2 separate regions of the Homo sapiens genome follow, and region 2 is linked to region 1. A link is an interaction called in ENCODE POLR2A ChIA-PET data of the cell type or tissue named here. Cell type or tissue: HCT116. All regions are shown on one strand. Each heading gives the region's core, and the rest is flanking DNA. Links, peaks and the distances in the headings are about the cores only.

The links. Peaks named below come from ENCODE experiments on the same cell type or tissue, not always from the same donor. Only the 100,000 strongest peaks of a DNase experiment are listed, where the experiment ranks them.
Region 2: POLR2A ChIA-PET joins it to region 1 with 5 read pairs; 1 of 35 experiments calls an interaction of 5 or more read pairs at or near these places.

What each region holds. Positions count from the first base shown.
Region 1 is chr9:95,378,410-95,386,747 of GRCh38, forward strand. It overlaps LOC105376156 (a long non-coding RNA gene), which reads right to left. Exons shown (of 3, transcript NR_188614.1): 3 at 8,086-8,338. Among named protein-coding and RNA genes, the nearest start is that of FANCC, 65 kb to the left of the region's middle. In HCT116, for the core only: a CTCF peak has its summit at 1,382 (motif pointing right); DNase peaks (open chromatin) are centred at 4,282 and 5,222; H3K4me3 peaks cover 1,467 bases; H3K27ac peaks cover 1,294 bases.
Region 2 is chr9:95,014,447-95,022,784 of GRCh38, forward strand. All of the region lies in intron 13 of AOPEP (aminopeptidase O (putative)), which reads left to right. Among named protein-coding and RNA genes, the nearest start is that of MIR6081, 47 kb to the right of the region's middle. RefSeq lists an enhancer at 3,368-4,567. In HCT116, for the core only: no CTCF peak of the experiment used is centred there; DNase peaks (open chromatin) are centred at 4,075 and 4,305; H3K27ac peaks cover 3,027 bases.

The sequences.
Region 1 (8,338 bases), core at 247-8,246:
GCTCATTTATTTGTCTATCTTTATGCTAATAAGACACTGTCTTCATTACTATAGCTTTATGAATATGAGTTATTTACTTTGTCCTTGTTTTTCAATGTTGTTTTGGCTATTCTAGGTATTTTGCATTTCCGTAGGGATTCTATAATCCCCTTATCAATTTGAACATAAAAATCTAGTCTTCCTGGATTTGATGGATTGCATTGAATTTATAGATCAATTTGGGGATAATTGGCATCTTAACAATATTCTGTTTTCCAATCTATAAACATAGGATATCTCTGTATTTATTTAGGTTTATTTAATTTTCTTTATAATTTTCTTTTTATTTTATTAGAGACAAGGTATTGCTCTGTTGCCCAGGCTGGAGTGCCATGGTGCAATGTAAGCTTGGACTCCTGGGCTCAAGTGATCCTCCCGCCTCTGCCTCCCAAGTAGCTAGGGCTATAGGAATGCACCACCACACCAGCTAATTTTTTCTTTTTTGTAGAGAAGAGGTCTTGCTATTTTGCTTAGGCTGGTCTCGAACTCCTGGGATCAAGTGATCTTCCCACCTTGGCTTCCCAAAGAGCTTGGATTACAGGTGTGAGCTACCATGCTTGGGCTATTTTTACTTTTTTAGAGATGGGGTCTCTTTCTGTTCCCCAGGCTTGAGTATAGTGGCACAATCATAGCTTGCTTTCTGTGGTCATGAACTCCAGGACTCAAGTGATCTTCCCACCTCAGCCTCCCAAGTAGCTGGGATTACAGGTGCATGTCACCATGCCCAGCTAATTTATTTATTTTACTTTTTTAGAGTGAGGGTCTTGCTACGTTGGCTAGGCTAGTCTTGAACTCCTGGTGTCAAGCGATCCTCCTGCCTCAACTTCTGAGTAACTGGGATTACAGGTGTGAGCCATTATTCCTGTGGCTTTTTTTTTTGGGATAGGGTCTCACCCTGTCGCCTAGCCTAGGCTGAAATGCAGTGGCACAATCTTGGCTCACTGCAACCTCTGCTTCCCAGGTTCAAGCAATTCTCGTGCCTCAGCCTTCTGAGTAACTGGGATTACAGGCGCACACCACCACACCTTGCCGATTTTTGTATTTTTAGTAGACATGGGGTTTCGCCATGTTGATCAGGCTGGTCTTGAACTCCTGACCTCAACTTATCCACCAGCCTTAGCCTCCCAAAGTGCTGGGATTATAGGCATGAGCCACTGTGCCCAGCCCTGTGGCTTCTCTTAACAATGTTTCATAGTTTTCAGCCTCCAGGTCTCATAAATCTTTGGTGTAGTGATATATCTATATTTGCAATATATTCAGATAATAACAAAATGTTGATTGAAAAAAAGACAAGTAGATATAGGATGTGATGTTACGCCAGCTAAGAAAAAGCTTAGATATGGGCAGAGTGGGCGGTTTTTTCCATTGGGGCAGTAGAGGGCACCTGCCACCTTTTCTCTCATTTGCTCTGCGTCTCTTCTTTTTGGAGGAACAGAGCCAGTAATGGAACCAGAAAGAGTGAATTGCCCGAGTCACTGCTGGTGGGTCCCTCACACTCCATCTATGCACTTCAGATGGAATGGAGCCATCCTGTCACAATAAATGGGCTCACGGTTGTTTACTGGGCCCAAGCCAGGCCAATGAGCCTCATTACAATGAGGATGCGATGTTTTCCTTTTGAAGGGATTAGCTACTATGGGGAGGATATCTTAAGCCCAGAGCTGTGGAAGGCTACTTTTGTCGTCTTTTATTGAACCTGCCTGTCAAATCTAGAGAACTCCATCAGATTAGGTAATTATGGAATGCAGTTTGTGGTAACCAGCCTCCAATATCACCTTGGAGTTGTCTCTTGGATAGTGCTCCAAGATAGTTACCCCCAGTGATTCTTGCCACCTTCTAGTCATCTTTGTTGAACCCCGTTTGTGTGTGTGTGTGGTTTTTTTTTAGATGGAGTCTTGCTTTGTCGCCAGGCTGGAGTGCAGTGGCGTGATCTCGGCTCACTGCAACCTCCACCTCCCGGGTTCAAGCGATTCTTCTGTCTCAGCCTCCCAAGTAGCTGGGACTACAGGTGCCCGCCACCATGCCCAGATAATTTTTGTATTTTTAGTAGAGACAGAGTTTCACCATGTTGGCCAGGATGGTCTCCATCTCTTGACCTTGTGATCCGCCCGCCTCAGCCTCCTGAAGTGCTGGGATTACAGGAGTGAGCCACCGTGGTCGGCTCCCTTTGTTGTTTTTTGTTTTTTTTCTTTGAGACAGAGTCTTGCTCTGTCACCCAGTCTGGAGTACAATAGTGCAATCTCAGCTCATTGCAACCTCTGTAACCTCTGCCTCCCAGGTGCAAGTGATCCTCATGCCTCAGCCTCCCAAGTAGCTGGGACTACAGGTATGCACCACCAAACCCGGCTAATTTTTGTATTTTTAGTAGAGATGGGGTTTCACCATGTTTGCCAGGCTGGTCTTGAACTCCTGACCTTAGGTGATCTGCCTACCTTGGCCCCCCAAAGTGCTGGGATTATAGGCGTGAGGCATTGTGCCCAGCCCCACTTCCCACTTTGAACAGGACTGATCAATGTAGGCAATGGGATATTGCAGAAATGATGGCATTCGATTCCCAAAGGTAGGTCATGAAAGATATTGCAGCTTCTACTCTGCCCTCTCTTGGAACACATGCTCCGGGGGAAGCCAGCTGCACATCACAAGGACATCAATGCACTTAATGTGAGTTGCTCCCTGTGTGAGGTGGAACTGGAGCGCCCACCAACATGTGTTTGAGCTGCTCTCTAGCCTGGCCAAGCCTTCCCATGGCTGCCTCTCAGCCAACATGTTTCTTGCAACCTCATGAGAGACCTTAGCACCAAGCTCATCTGCTCCCAAATTCCTGACTTGCAGAAACTGTCTGAGGTAATAAAGGTTGATCGTTGCTTAAAGCCACAAAGTTTTGAGGTGACTTGTTACATGCAATAGATAACGAATACGTGGTCTAATATAGCTCACTCCGATTTGCCCCAGCTTAAGACAATCCATTTTTTCTTAACTCTCCTTGTTTTTATTTTCTCAATGACTCAGCTCCTTCTGGGCCAGAGTCCCTTGAGAGATTGCCTGTCCTCAGTGATTGACCACACTCTGTTCCTCGCCCGAGCCCTGCTGCCGGAAAGCCCCCTTGGCCACAGTCATATTAAGACATGATCCTTAGGTTTCCTCCTCACAGACACCACACCTGATTCTATAGTCCTTGGCTTATTTCCATGCTCTCATTGGAGCTTTTTCCTCCCTGCAAAGTTCCTCTTTCCCCAAGTAGCTCCACTCCTTGCATTGCACTTTTCTTGTATTTTCCATTCTTTTTTCTCTACCTCTCTCGCTCTCTCTTCTTCTCTTATAATCATAGAATTTTCCAAATATGTCACTCCCTAAATGTGTCTACTTTTTCACAATACTGGTGACTTTGTCTGTGCCGTGTGTTACACTCATTGGTCCATTCATTCATTTAACAAGTACTTCTTATGTTCCTGCCACGTGCTAGGCACTAGGCTAAGTGCTGGAATACTTCTGCCTGGAACACCCTCGCCTCCGAATGCCCTCTTTCTCCACCTGAGCTTCCACCCAAGTGAATTCATCTGACTTTTATTATGGGCTCATTCAAGGTCAGACACCGCGCTAGACATGCTTTAAACCTCAACTCAAATCACAATTTCTTATAAGACTTCCTTTTTCCTCCAGCCAGAGTTAATTGCTCCCACCACACTCTATATTGGCATTCCCATAATGTTTTGTTTGTTCATTTGTGTATTCATTCATTATTTCATGGGCATTTTTGAGAGTCTGCTATATGCCTGACACCATGTTAGGAGCTGGGAAAGCATGGTGTGAGGTAAGTGCCAACAGACATTTGTACCTAATGCAATGGAAACTCCAAGGTAGAGAAACTAATTGCATGTTGTAATTATTTCCCTTGGTCCCCGTGTTCTTCACAGACCTTGAGCTACCTGAAAGCATGGATTACCTCTTCTGGTTATTCCCACAACCTAGCACAGCCTCTAGCGCACGGAAGGTACTTAATAAAGATTTGTTGTGTGTTTGAAGCTCAGTACATGCTATTTGACAAATTGGGAGCCAACCTGCGTTGGATCATCAAACAGCCACAGGAAAGTAATTATCTCCCTGGGCCATCACATTTTGGTTTTTATCTTTTCTCCAAGTTGATTTAAAACAAAAGCTCATCTACAACTTAATTACATTTCAGCCCCTCTGGCCTGGTCAGGTTGGCAACATGCCAAACCCACAGGTGGAGTCATAGGAGCCGGTGGGTAGGTAGGAAGCGGCGGCTCGAGAATATTGGGCGCTTAGAGAGAAGTGAAGGAGGAAAATAAACTGCTGGAAGACGAGTTCGAGGTCAAATACAAGGAGGGCCACCTTTAAATTTTTTTTTCCTCTGGGACGGAGTCTTGCTGTGTTGCTCAGGCTGGAGTGCAGTGGCGTGATCTCAGCTCACTGCAACCTCCGCCTCCTGGGTTCAAGCAGTTCTCCTGCCTCAGCCTCCCAAGTAGCTGTGATTACAGGCATGCGCCACCACACCCAGCTAATTTTTGTAGTTTTAGTAGAGACGGGGTTTCACCATGTTGGCCAGGCTGGTCTCAAACTCCTGACCTCGTGATCCACCCGCCTCAGCCTCCCAAAGTGCTGGGATTACAGGCATGAGCCACCACACCCAGCCAACAACATTCTAAATTTCTATAGGGCCAGCCAGCCCTGATAAAAGCTCAACAAATTAGTTTTAGCCTGCAGTCGGAAAATAAGCAAAGGATCTTAGATGAGCTAAAGGCTAAAACCAGAAAATACCTGAATAACATTGACAGCTTTGCCCAACCCTGTTTACGAGCTGCTGGCCTGCTGTTTGCATCCTTGCCAGCTGCAGACTTGCGTGGCTGAGAAATGCAGTCAAAGTTGGTGAAATGACTTGCAGATTTTACACCTAACAATGAAAAAATTTATTTACATAAAATAGGATCTGCTGAGGGGACTCTCGTGAATTAGTTTCGGGGTAGCTTGTGGTTTCTCCACAGGTTGCCAGTTACCCTGGTGGTTCAGCGAGGCTTTTTTGTAGGCAGAATAATTCATTCCAAAAAACGAGATGATGAGATAAGAGTATGCTCTGAGATATTTCACTGTTTGGAAGACTTGCATTCCAATGTGGATAGTAAGCTAATTTGCTTATCTTAATCCCATCTTTGGATTGACTAGCATTTCAAAATGATAACGTGTTCTGGAATCTCAGACCTCCCTTTGGAAGTGTTCAGGCAAAGCAGCTTGGTTAGATTCCTTTAATGTCACTGCCACTTTGCTAAAAACCAATAAAATCCTGCTATAATAAATATGATACTATAGAAATCTCCATGTCACAGTAGTCTCACATCACAGCATTGACCCATTTATTTTTCCCAATTGTATATGAGAAAAAAATTGTTTCACCAACAAAATAATTACATAGATTGTAATTCAGAAGTTACTTCCAGATTTCCTAATTTGGTATGGGCAAGTTTATTTTACTAAAATGGTTTGCAATAGACACGGTTTCATTTAAGCTAAGTTGACTTTCTGGTTACTTGTATTCTTGGATGATTCCTCTGGGGGACTGAGGTGCCCCTGGCAATGCCAGTGAAGAAGGCAACACAGACTGAACTTTTTCCCCCTGTCCTGGCCACTTCTGATTGCTGAACTGAGTGCTCTTGACCAATCTGTGAAGCCAGATGTCCTGGATGCTTGTGAGTTTTAGCCCCTTTTCTATACTTGGGAGATGCCCTGCCTGATCCTGGCTCCCATCTTGGAGGCTGAAGCCTCCATATCTTTGCCTCCCCAGCCTCGCTTGACACCAGGTAAAGGCTTGGCTTACCAGGTTCTGCCCAGCAGTGACAGCAGAGAACCTTTAGTGGCAGGGAACTCAAGGGGCAGTATGGGGGGGTGTCTGACACCCACGGGAAAGGTGGGCACGGGGCAAGAAATGCAGCCTGTGTACAGCACCCATAACACCCGGGTCCTCCTGGAGCAGTTCTGCGGGGCAATCCCAACTATGGTCCCGCCCATGTGGGTGCCCTGCGGGGCTCTCTAGCCTCCATGAACCACCCTATAACCTGTCAGTGAATTTTCTCCTCGCTTAAAGCAGCAGGAGTAAGTTTCAGCTGCTGACATTAAGAGCCCCTGCTGATTCCTTTATTTCATGTTCTAGTCTTCTCTTTTATCTCCAGTCCTTTTCTTGACACCACTGTTCCATGTCCCCCTCCACCAGAACAAAACATTTAACTTCCACTCCAGTCTTTGTCCACTGGTGCTGCTGTAACAAAATACCATAGACTGAGCCATTTATAAAGAACAGAAATGTAAGGCCGGGTGCGGTGGCTCACACCTGTAATCCCAGCACTTTGGGAGGCTGAGGCAGGCAGATCACAAGGTCAGGAGATCGAGACCATCCTGGCTAACACGGTGAAGCCCCGTCTCTACTAAAAATACAAAAAATTAGCTGGGCATGGCAGCGTGCGCCTGTAGTCCCAGCTGCTGGGGAGGCTGAGGCAGGAGAATGGCATGAACCCGGGAGGTGGAGCTTGCAGTGAGCCGAGATGGCGCCATTGCACTCCAGCCTGAGGGACAGAGCGAGACTCCGTCTCAAAAAAAAAAAAAAAAAAAAAGAACAGAAATGTATATTCTCCCAGGTCTGGAGTCTGGGAAGTCCAAGATCAAGGCACCCACAGGTCCAGTGTCTGTGAGGGGTGCTCTCTGCTCCCAAGATTGTGCCTTGAGTGCTGTGTCCTCACACGGCAGAAAGTGGACGGGCAAAAAAGGGGCAAATGCTGTGTGATGTTTCTTTTATAAAGGCCTTCACCCTAGTCACTAGAGCTCTGCCTTCATGACTTAGTCACCTCTGAAAAGCCCCTTCTTTTAATACTATCACAGTGGTGATTAAGTTTCAACACTTGAGTTTTGGGGGGTACATAAACACTCAAACCGTCATCACTCCCAATACCCAGGCAAACGCTAAGTCATGTTACATTCACTTGTTCAGCTAACAACTATTTATGAAGCTCACCCTCTGTACCGGACAGCATGTAACACTGGGGAAGTAACAGTGAGTTCCCTGTGGTCCTAGGTCCCAGGATATCATTGTCTAGTGTCCACATACCAGGTACTAAAATGCACACGGTATCCTGCACCACAGAAGAGGAGAGTCATTTATTGACCCTGTCCTCTTGTTCTCATTCTCGTTCCTGACAGACTTGCAAAGCCCTCCTGCCTTAGAATTCCTCAGAGTGGGACAAGACCAGCTGCCACCGCCACAGGACTGGGGAGTTTGCCAGAAAAGCACATTTTCAGGCCCCAGCCCACACCTACTGGATTTGAATCTCTGGGGCGGGAGCCTGGGAATCCATGTGAAGCAGCTCTCTAAGGGATTCTCACCCACCCTACAGCTGAGAAGCACTGCTGTAATGGGCCTTCCAAACTCCAGTTTTCTTTTTTAAGCCATTATTTCCCTAACACATGGTTCTGATAATGCCGCTGCATTGAGAAGAAATCACCAATGTGCCACTGTACATTGAGTAACTTCCGTCCTTTCTGTGCTTCTTTCTTGTTGCGAGGAGCAGAGACCCATTCAGGTTGCTGACACGCGGGAGTTTATTGTAGGTGTAACTAAAGCACCTTCTCCTGACCACCCAGGCAAGGTGTCCTGACATTCCTGTTTAGCCCCAGGGTGTGTCTAGCTTTCTCCATGGGGTTACATGTTTCTAGGAGAGTTACTGGAGAGGTATTTTCAGTACCAGGAAAACATGGAAAATTGGGAAAAATAACAAACAGCTTCACCAACCAGGTCCCATGGACACCCTGAGGAACCAGAGGTTCAGGCGCTAATGAGATTTTCCTGCTGCCTCCTCATCAGCAGGCAGCTCTGCTCTCTACTTTCCTGCTCTACCTCTAAAAACAACAACATATCATTCGTTTTATTTTGCATCAAAGGCAATTTTCCAGGCTGTTGAGGATTTTAGGGAGCATTAGGGGCTGCATCTATTATTAATACCTTTTAAACATTTCTCCCCAGATTTATAAGATTTGCACTTATGATATTTTTCAGAGCAGTTCTTTATTTCAGAAGAATCGAGCAGATAGAGTTCCCAGCCCAGCCCCACCATCTTGCTTCCCTGTTATAAACACCTTACATTGTATGGTACATTTGTTACAATTAATAAGCCAATATTGATATATTATTAGCAACCAAAGTCCATCGTTTATTCTGATTCTCTTAGTTTTTTTTTTAAACCTAGTATCTCTTTTCTGTTCCAGGACCCCATCCAGGATACCACAGGACATTTAGTTG
Region 2 (8,338 bases), core at 158-8,157, 360 kb before region 1:
GGGTGACAGAGCAAGACCCTGTTTCAAAAAAAAAAAAGAGAAAAGAAACTTAAGAGTACTTCATTTTATGAGTGTATGGACTTGAGTTGATGTTCTGTCTGTGAAAAGTAAATAGTGGCTACCCAGTGAGTCTTCTATGTCCCGACAGTAAATAACCTTTCCCTGATTCCATGTGGTAAGCAGGATCTCTGCATCTACTCATGGAGGACTACTACTGGATTGAAGGAAGTGGCGCTTTCTGAAGTACCTCATCTAGAAAACTCCATTTCCATTTATCTTCTCACACTCTTGCCTGTCATGTTAGTTCCCCACTCAGAACTCTGGGTTTACATGATTTCAGTTTATATGTGCATAGAGAAACACTGGAAAAAATTAAAGTAGTCTATTTTTCAGATAATGAGGATTGCTGAAAACCTAAGTCAGCCTGAACAACCAGTACATTTTCTTGAATTTATTGTACATAAGTCCCCCACGTAAGAGGCTGCTGGAAAATACCAAAGAGACATGAGAAATGTCATTTCTGGCCATGGGGAGATCAAACACACAGCATATCAAAGATCACTTACAAAGCATCCTGTGATAAATAAATCCACAGCAGCATAACACAAACTAAAGACATGAGTATATGATGCATTTTTACCCGAGGCTACCCTGGGCTAGAGTTTCCATGCCTGGTCTTTGTTTTGATAAAGCAACACTTTACACATGTAGGCTGGAAATTATGGTGGGAAATTGGATAATTGAATTAACTGAGTCCATTTTAGTGCTTTTACCTGGTTTGTAAGCACAGATAGGGGTTTGATTGATGTATATGTAAATAGTGTTAGTGTCTTTATTTGAATATATGCTTTTAAAAATTCATCTATGTTTTGCAAGTAAAGCTGGAACCTATTATAGAAGTCCTGCTGACACCTGTGAATCAAGACGATTTGGAAACCCAAGGCCAGAAATGTAATACTGTTGATTATTCTGTGCATAACACATTTCTTATTAAATTCTATATTTATTCAAACAATTTACAATTTTTATTTGATGTTCACAACGTACAAAACCCTGAGTCAGGAGTAGAGAATACTGAGATGAATAGAATAGTTTATAGTTAGAAGTAGAAAACTATATAGGATAGGAGAATTTATAGATAGATGTAGAAAACTATTATAGGATAGAAGACAATTGAATCACACCTGTATCAGAGGTGCAGGGAAGTGCAGGAGGTATCGGAACAGTTTGGATCTCTATAAGGGAAGTCATCACTTTGGGTATTTTCATTGTCCATAAGCCCTCCTTCAGGCTGATAGCAGGATACAAATACCTGTGCAGTTTCATTCAACTCTTGTTATTTTGTATAATCGAGGATACCATAATTTGTATTCTCAAAATCCAGATTGCCTTCATGAGCACATACTCAGTATGAAATTTTTTTTCTTCTATTTTTAGTAGAGACAGGGTTGCACCATGTTGGCCAGGGTGGTCTCGAACTCCTGACCTCAAGTGATCCGCCTGCCTTGGCCTCCCAAAGTGCTGGGATTACAGGTATGAACCACTTTGCCTGGCCCCGGAAATTGATCTTTTATCTTTGGCTCATAAATGTGAAATCAAAGTGCCACAGCAAGTTTAGGCTACCTCTGAACTTGGTTCAGTCTATTTTACTCTCACTCTTTTTTCCTTTTACTTGCATTAAGCTTTTTTTTTTTTTCCCCCCACGGTAAACCTTTGGTTTTAAGGCAAAATAAAATGTTTCAGAATTGGGGATGGTAACTTTAAGTTCTAGAGTTATTCAAAGTTTCCTTCTCTTGTGATTTTTTTTTTTTTTTTTTTGAAACGTATTCTCTATCGCCCAGGCTGGAGTGCAGTGGCGCGATCTTGGCCCACTGCAACGTCAGCCTCCCGGGTTCAAGCCATTCTCCCTGCCTCAGCCTCCTGAGTAGCTGAGATTACAGGCACCCACCACCACGCCTGGCTAATTTTTGTTTTTTAGTAGAAATGGGGTTTCATCATGTTGACCAGGCTGGTGCTGAACTCCTGACCTCAGGTAATCTACCCACTTTGGCCTCCCAAAGTGCTGGGATTACAGGTGTGAGCCACCGCGCCAGGCCCTTTTGTGATTTTTGAATGTTAGGTTGTCATTCAGATAGCATCCCACACGTTTCCAGCACCACAGATATAGCATGACCTTTTTTTATTGAGATGGGGTCTCATTCTGTCACCCAGGCTTAAGTCCAATGGCATGATTATGGCTCACTGTAAGCTCAAACTTTTGGATTCAAGTGATCCTCCTGCCTCAGCCTCCTGAGTAGCTGAGACTACAGGTGTGTACCACCATGTCAGCTTTTTTTTTTTTTAAAAGAGACAGGGTCTCTATGTTGCTGGTCTTGAACTACTGGCCACAAGCAATCCTTGTGCTTCAGCCACCCAAAGTGCTAGGATTACAGGCATGAGCCACCACTCCCGACCCTGGCATTTTCTTAGATAAGGTAACAGTAGTCATTTTATGTGGCCTCACTTGTAACTACAAGTCACATAGCTCATGCTATTAATTTATAATTATATATAATTATATATATAATTTATGTATATATAAAATGTGGCAATTTTCTACCATTAATTTGGTGTCCAAGAGGAGAAAAAGCTATGAAGGGCATGAGACATTAAACAGGAATGGCAGAAAGAATCCAGGAGAAAAGCAGAATGTACCTCTGGATCCTATTCGTATACAAGTGGGTTTCTGTTTTTTTTTCTCCCTAACCATCACACATACATAAGCTTTAGTTTTCAGTGTCAAAGCTATACAGTCACACATCACTTAATTATGGGGAAATGCTTCATGTGGTGATTTCATCATGGTGAGAACATCATAGAGTATACTTAGACAAACCTAGATGGTAGAGCCTATTGCTCCTACACTTCAAATTTGTACAACATGTTACTGTACTGAATACTGCAAGCAATTGTAACACATTGGTAATTATTAATGTATCTAAACCTGTCTAAACATAGAAAAGGGACAGTAAAAATACAGTATTATATTCTTATGGGACCACCGTTGTGTATGTGACCCATCGTTGACTGAAATGTCGTTATGCAGCGTGTGGCTCTACCTTCAACATTTACTCCTGATGACAAAGGTAAAGATTGCTGAGTGCCCCCACAGACAGCAAAGATGGTGATTCTGAGTCTCGCTCTTAATGACTTTCTTGAGTTATATGTCATGTATACGTTACATGCCAGGAAATTCATCCACAGACAGTTTGTTGAGTTTTAAGAAATGCTTATAGTTGTGTACCTGATACGACAGTCCAGTTTTAGAACATTTCCATCACCCAGAAAGTTCCTTGTATCCATTTGTAGTCAATCCCCATTCCTCCTCCTAGCCCCAGGCAAGTACTAGTCTGCTTTCTGGTTTATAGTTTACCTTTTCTAGAAATTTCATGTAATTGAATCATACACTACTCAGTCTTTTGGATCTGCTTCTTTCATTGTAAAGTTTGAGCTCCAGTGGTGTTGCATGTATCACTAGTTCCTTTTTATTTTAAAGTAGTTTTGCATTGTATGGATATACTACATTTTGTTGATCCACTTACTGGTTATGAGATGTTTGGAATGTTTTTTGCAGTTTTTGGCTATTATGAATAACCCATCTGTGGACACTGGTATAACTGTCTTTGTGTAGACATATGTTTTCATTTCTCTTGGGTGGGTACCTAGGCATTGAATGGCTTGGCTATATGGCAGGTATATGTTTAACTTTTTAAGAAGTTGCTAGACTGTTTTCCAAAGTACCTGTACCATTTTACATTTCCACCAGCAGTGTTTAAGGTTTTTAGTTTCTCTGCCTCCTTGTCAGCTCCTGGTATTGTCAGACTTCTTTATTTTAGCCACTCCGGTGGGTGTTCAAACGTGCTTTTTTATACTTAACATTTTATTTCTTGAGAGGATTTGAAAGTGTCTAGATACCTTAATGCTGCTCGTGTCTTCCATTTTACAGACCAGAAGGCATTGGCCCAGTAAATGGGAATCTAAATGTCTCACCCGAGATTCCCAAATGAGTCACTGAGCCTAGAATCTTCATGCGTCAGTTGGAGTTGTAGCAACCTGCTTTTGTTCTGTCAACTATTGTGACTCAGAATCCTCTCTGTCCTTGTAGCATTGTTAGGTGTGCCTTTCTTTTTATCCTTTCAAAATCATCTGTTCTTATCCTCTCTGGAATTGTGTCTGATGACATGCAGCTTGTTTTCTGCAGAAGAATGCTAGTGTTGTGGAGAGGTTCTCTCTGCCTCTTGGCTGCAGCACACAGGCGCTGGGTGGTCAGACCTGCTTCCGAGGCTGTCTCCACAGTGACTGTGCAACCGCATGTCATCCTGTGAAAGGGCAGATACGTGCCTCGTCAGAGCCTTGTGGGAGTTAGTGAGGGGACTTCTCTAAGGCAGCTAGTACTCACTCAATACTTAATGCATCTTAAGGCACCTCTTCACAGAAGGCGGTGGAAGGCTGCTTACGTGATGGCATGTGGATAGCGATGCCATCCGTTTGTTTTTTTCTCCTCCATGACAGAGAAGCAGGAAAACATTCCTAAATTTATTTATAGACGTTAAAAAAAAATCAGGCTTGGTTTTTTCCTGTAACTGTTCTTCAGCCGGCAGCAAGTATAGCAGCAAGTATACAGCAGCAAGTATACAGCAGCAAGTATACAGCAGCAAGTACAGCAGCAGCAAGTACAGCAGCAGTACTTTATGAGTTGTTGTGTTTATTCCCTGCCTTTTGGCTTTACTCAAGAAAACCAGTTGTGTTTCTCAGAGCAACTGTATTGTTTTATTTGCCACTCTCTTCACTTTGTCCATTATAGTACAATAGATTGTCCTTGTCCCGTCTCCAAATTGGAAGCTCCCTAGGTGGTGGTCAGGCTGTTGATGAGATTTGTATTCTATCAAAGCTCCATTTTAGATAATCTATCATCATTTTTTATACGCAGTAAGTCGCTGATTTTGTTTCTTTTTTTCAAACAGTTTTGATTTGAAGTTCCTTTAAAGGCTGTTGGAGCTTTTGCAAATACCCAGCTAATGAAAGGCACTTAAGATTGGGCCCATGTGCATCATCACATTGAAGTTTTCTGTCTAAAGGAAGGTTCCAGCTACCTGTTACCCTTTTGCTAAACACAGTTGCAGTGTTGCAGTGTATTTCATGACAAAAGTGTACTCTAGTTTTCTGTGAAATGATTATTTTCTCTGAAATGATTCTTGGTCATGTTGAGCTTCTAAATGTTAAAGAGAACATAGTGCTTTTGACCTGTGGAAATCTCATCTTGGTACCATGGTGCTGCACAGACCATCAGGAAGAACTGAAAAGTTCAGGCAACTTGAGAAAATAAAGTCACCACCAGCAAGAAGCTGTCTAAAATAACCGGAAGATTATAACCCAAGCACGTGGAGGAGTGTGCTAGTGAGTAGAATGTTATGAAAGCTACTAGAGGTCCTCCATAGATGCATGTGCTAGTCCTAAGGAGAAGGAAGAGGAGAAGGATTGCCACGGAGGAACACCTGAAGTTTCAGTTGAGCACTTTGTTTGGAAAGTTGTCCAAGGCTGGAGTTGTGAGAGCTGGGAAAGACCTCACAAGCTTCTCTAATTCAAGTCCTTGTTTCACATATGAGAATGCAGAGGCCCTGAGAAGTTGATTCCCAGGCCTGCATGCTGGCCTGGAACTAGAGCCTGGGTCTCCTCTTGCTTTTTCCAGCTGTCTGCCCAGGTAGCTCCCCAAGGCAGGCATGGAGGCAGAGCTGCTTTGGGTTCCAGGTAAGGAGAGATGTGTCCAGGTGGCCTTTGTTGTATTGTGGGGCACAGACACTGAGGGAGACAGGGAAAGGTCTGGGAGACACAAGATGGTACCCCAGAAGGCCATCCTTTGTAGACTAGACACACATCCAAAGGGAGGGCTGTTTCCTGGCTTATTGAGGACTTTTCCATTTGGGCTAGAAGTAAACTGAGTCAGATTTTGAGAGATCAGTAATTCCAAAGAGCAGATAAGGATTCTATAGTAACACAGCTGGGTTCACTGCACGGGTTGATGTCAAATTGTGCTTTTCATGTTACATTAGTGGATTTTACAAGGCACAGATTATTTGACATTTTTGTGATGCTTGTTATAGACCAACTGTGACATGACAGTATTATTTAAAAAAAAAAAAAGAAATATAGGGCCAGGCATGATGGCTCACGCCTATAGTTTCAGCACTTTGGGAGGCTGAGGCAGGTGGATCGCTTGAGCTCAGGAGTTCAAGACCAACCTCGGCAACATGGTGAAACCCCGTCTCTACTAAAAATGCAAAAATTAGCCAGGTGTGGTGGTGCATGGCTGTGGTCCCAGCTACTCAGGAGGCTGAGGTGGGAGGATTGCCTGAGCCTGGGAGGTGGAGGTTGCAGTTAAGCCGAGATTGCGCCACTGTACTCCAGCCTGGGCAACAGAGTGAGACCTTGTCTCAAAAAAAAAAAAAAAAAAGACATAAGCATGACCAGATAAATTGACATTTTGTTTTGAAATGCAGTAATGGCACTCTCACAAATGACCTTTTCACCAGTCTGTGCTGGTATTTGTAAATATATATGTTAGTATTGTTTTCTAAAATGCAAAGCTGATTTTCATGTTTATATATATTCATACCTTGATATATTGCAATTTTAGAGTTTCTGCAGTCTGTCTAACTTGGCTGTTTGTTCATAGGCCAGATCAAACTACCCTCATTCCCCAAAACTTGGATTGTGAAGGGATTAGTGCCCCAGAACTCTCTGTGTTACTGGCAGGGCAAAATGGGTAGGAATAGTCTGGCTTAGGGAAAAAGACATATTTTCTCTCTAACACAACTGGCAGATACTGAAGTGGGCAGGTGGCAAGAAAAGGCAAGTACTGAGCTGATTCAGACTTGCAGAAAGCTTCCTCTCCTCCTTCTTAGCAAAATGAAAGGCTCTGGGAAAAGGCACCTGCCTTTCCCTGCCTTGAGGATCCTGGCATCCTTGAGTCTTTATTGAAGATTAATTTAATGACTTGGTCAACAATAGCATTACCTAATCACAGAGCATCAGATTATCATAAGACAAATTTAAATGATGCCGAAGTATCTTCCAGCAGAGGATTAGTGATGTACCAGCATGCATGTGTAGCTTGTGTGGGTGTGTGTGCATACAAGCATGCACATGTGCGCACACACACAGAGAGTCTAATTGGCCTTTGTCCTCTGAGCAGGGGGCAGGTTTGGGCTGGGGCCTGCTGTGTGACCACAGTCTCCCATCTTAGATTGAAGCTACATCGCTGTGTGCATCTAACTCTTGATTCACGGTCTGACCGACGCCTTGGTTTCTGGAGAACTGCCCTCGTTTATGGAAGAGTCACTGTCATCAGGAGCCATCCCAGGGAGAGGCTCAGTGGGAAGTGTAAAGGTGGAGCAAGTAAACCGGCTCCAGAAGAGAAGGCGAAGAAGGACTATTTCTGTTTAGATTTGCTTAACCGCATTTTCACTTTCTTGGGAACCCCTGATGGAGTTCAAGGTCATAGAAGAGAAGAAATCAGACACTGCTACAGGACTCTTGCTCTTGGTTCAGATTATTCAATGGGAGGGGAGAAGAGAGTAGTCGCAAGTGATTGTTGTAGATTTTGTCTCAGCTTTTTGTTTTTCTTTGTATCAAACCTGTTTTGAGATCATACACTGTTACAGAGAAAGAGAGGAGGCATATTATAAACGTGTGGACTTCAGTGTTATTCCTTCTCTTCAAAATGATGTTCCAGGTGTCTAGAGGGTGAGGTATGTCATTTACATGAAGGTTAAGAATAAAACAGAAAGTGCCTCTATGGTATTCTTAGTGGGGTTTTTTTCCTCTGAAAAACTGTTGCCAGCATATTTGGGAATACATCCTTATATTATTATTTTTGAGATGGGGTCTCTGTCGCCAGGCTGGAGTGCAATGGTGCGATCTTGGTTCACTGCAACCTCCACCTCTTGGGTTCAAGCGATTCTCCTGCCTCAGCCTCCTGGGTAGCTGGGACTACGGGTGCCCGCCACCATGCCTGGCTAATTTTTTTTGTATTTTTAGTAGAGATGGGGTTTCACCGTGTTAGCCAGGATGGCCTCGATTTCCTGACCTCATGATCCGCCCGCCTTGGCCTCCCAAAGTGCTGGGATTACGGGCGTAAGCCACCGCGTCTGGCCTATTTTGTTTTTTTTTAAAGACAGTTCATTATTGTCTATCTTAATATGTTAGAAATCACTCAAAATAAAGCAGCTGTTTTAACAATAGCTCAGTAGAAATAGTTTGTTGAGAGTGTTTTACTTCCCAAGAAGTTTTTTGATGTAGT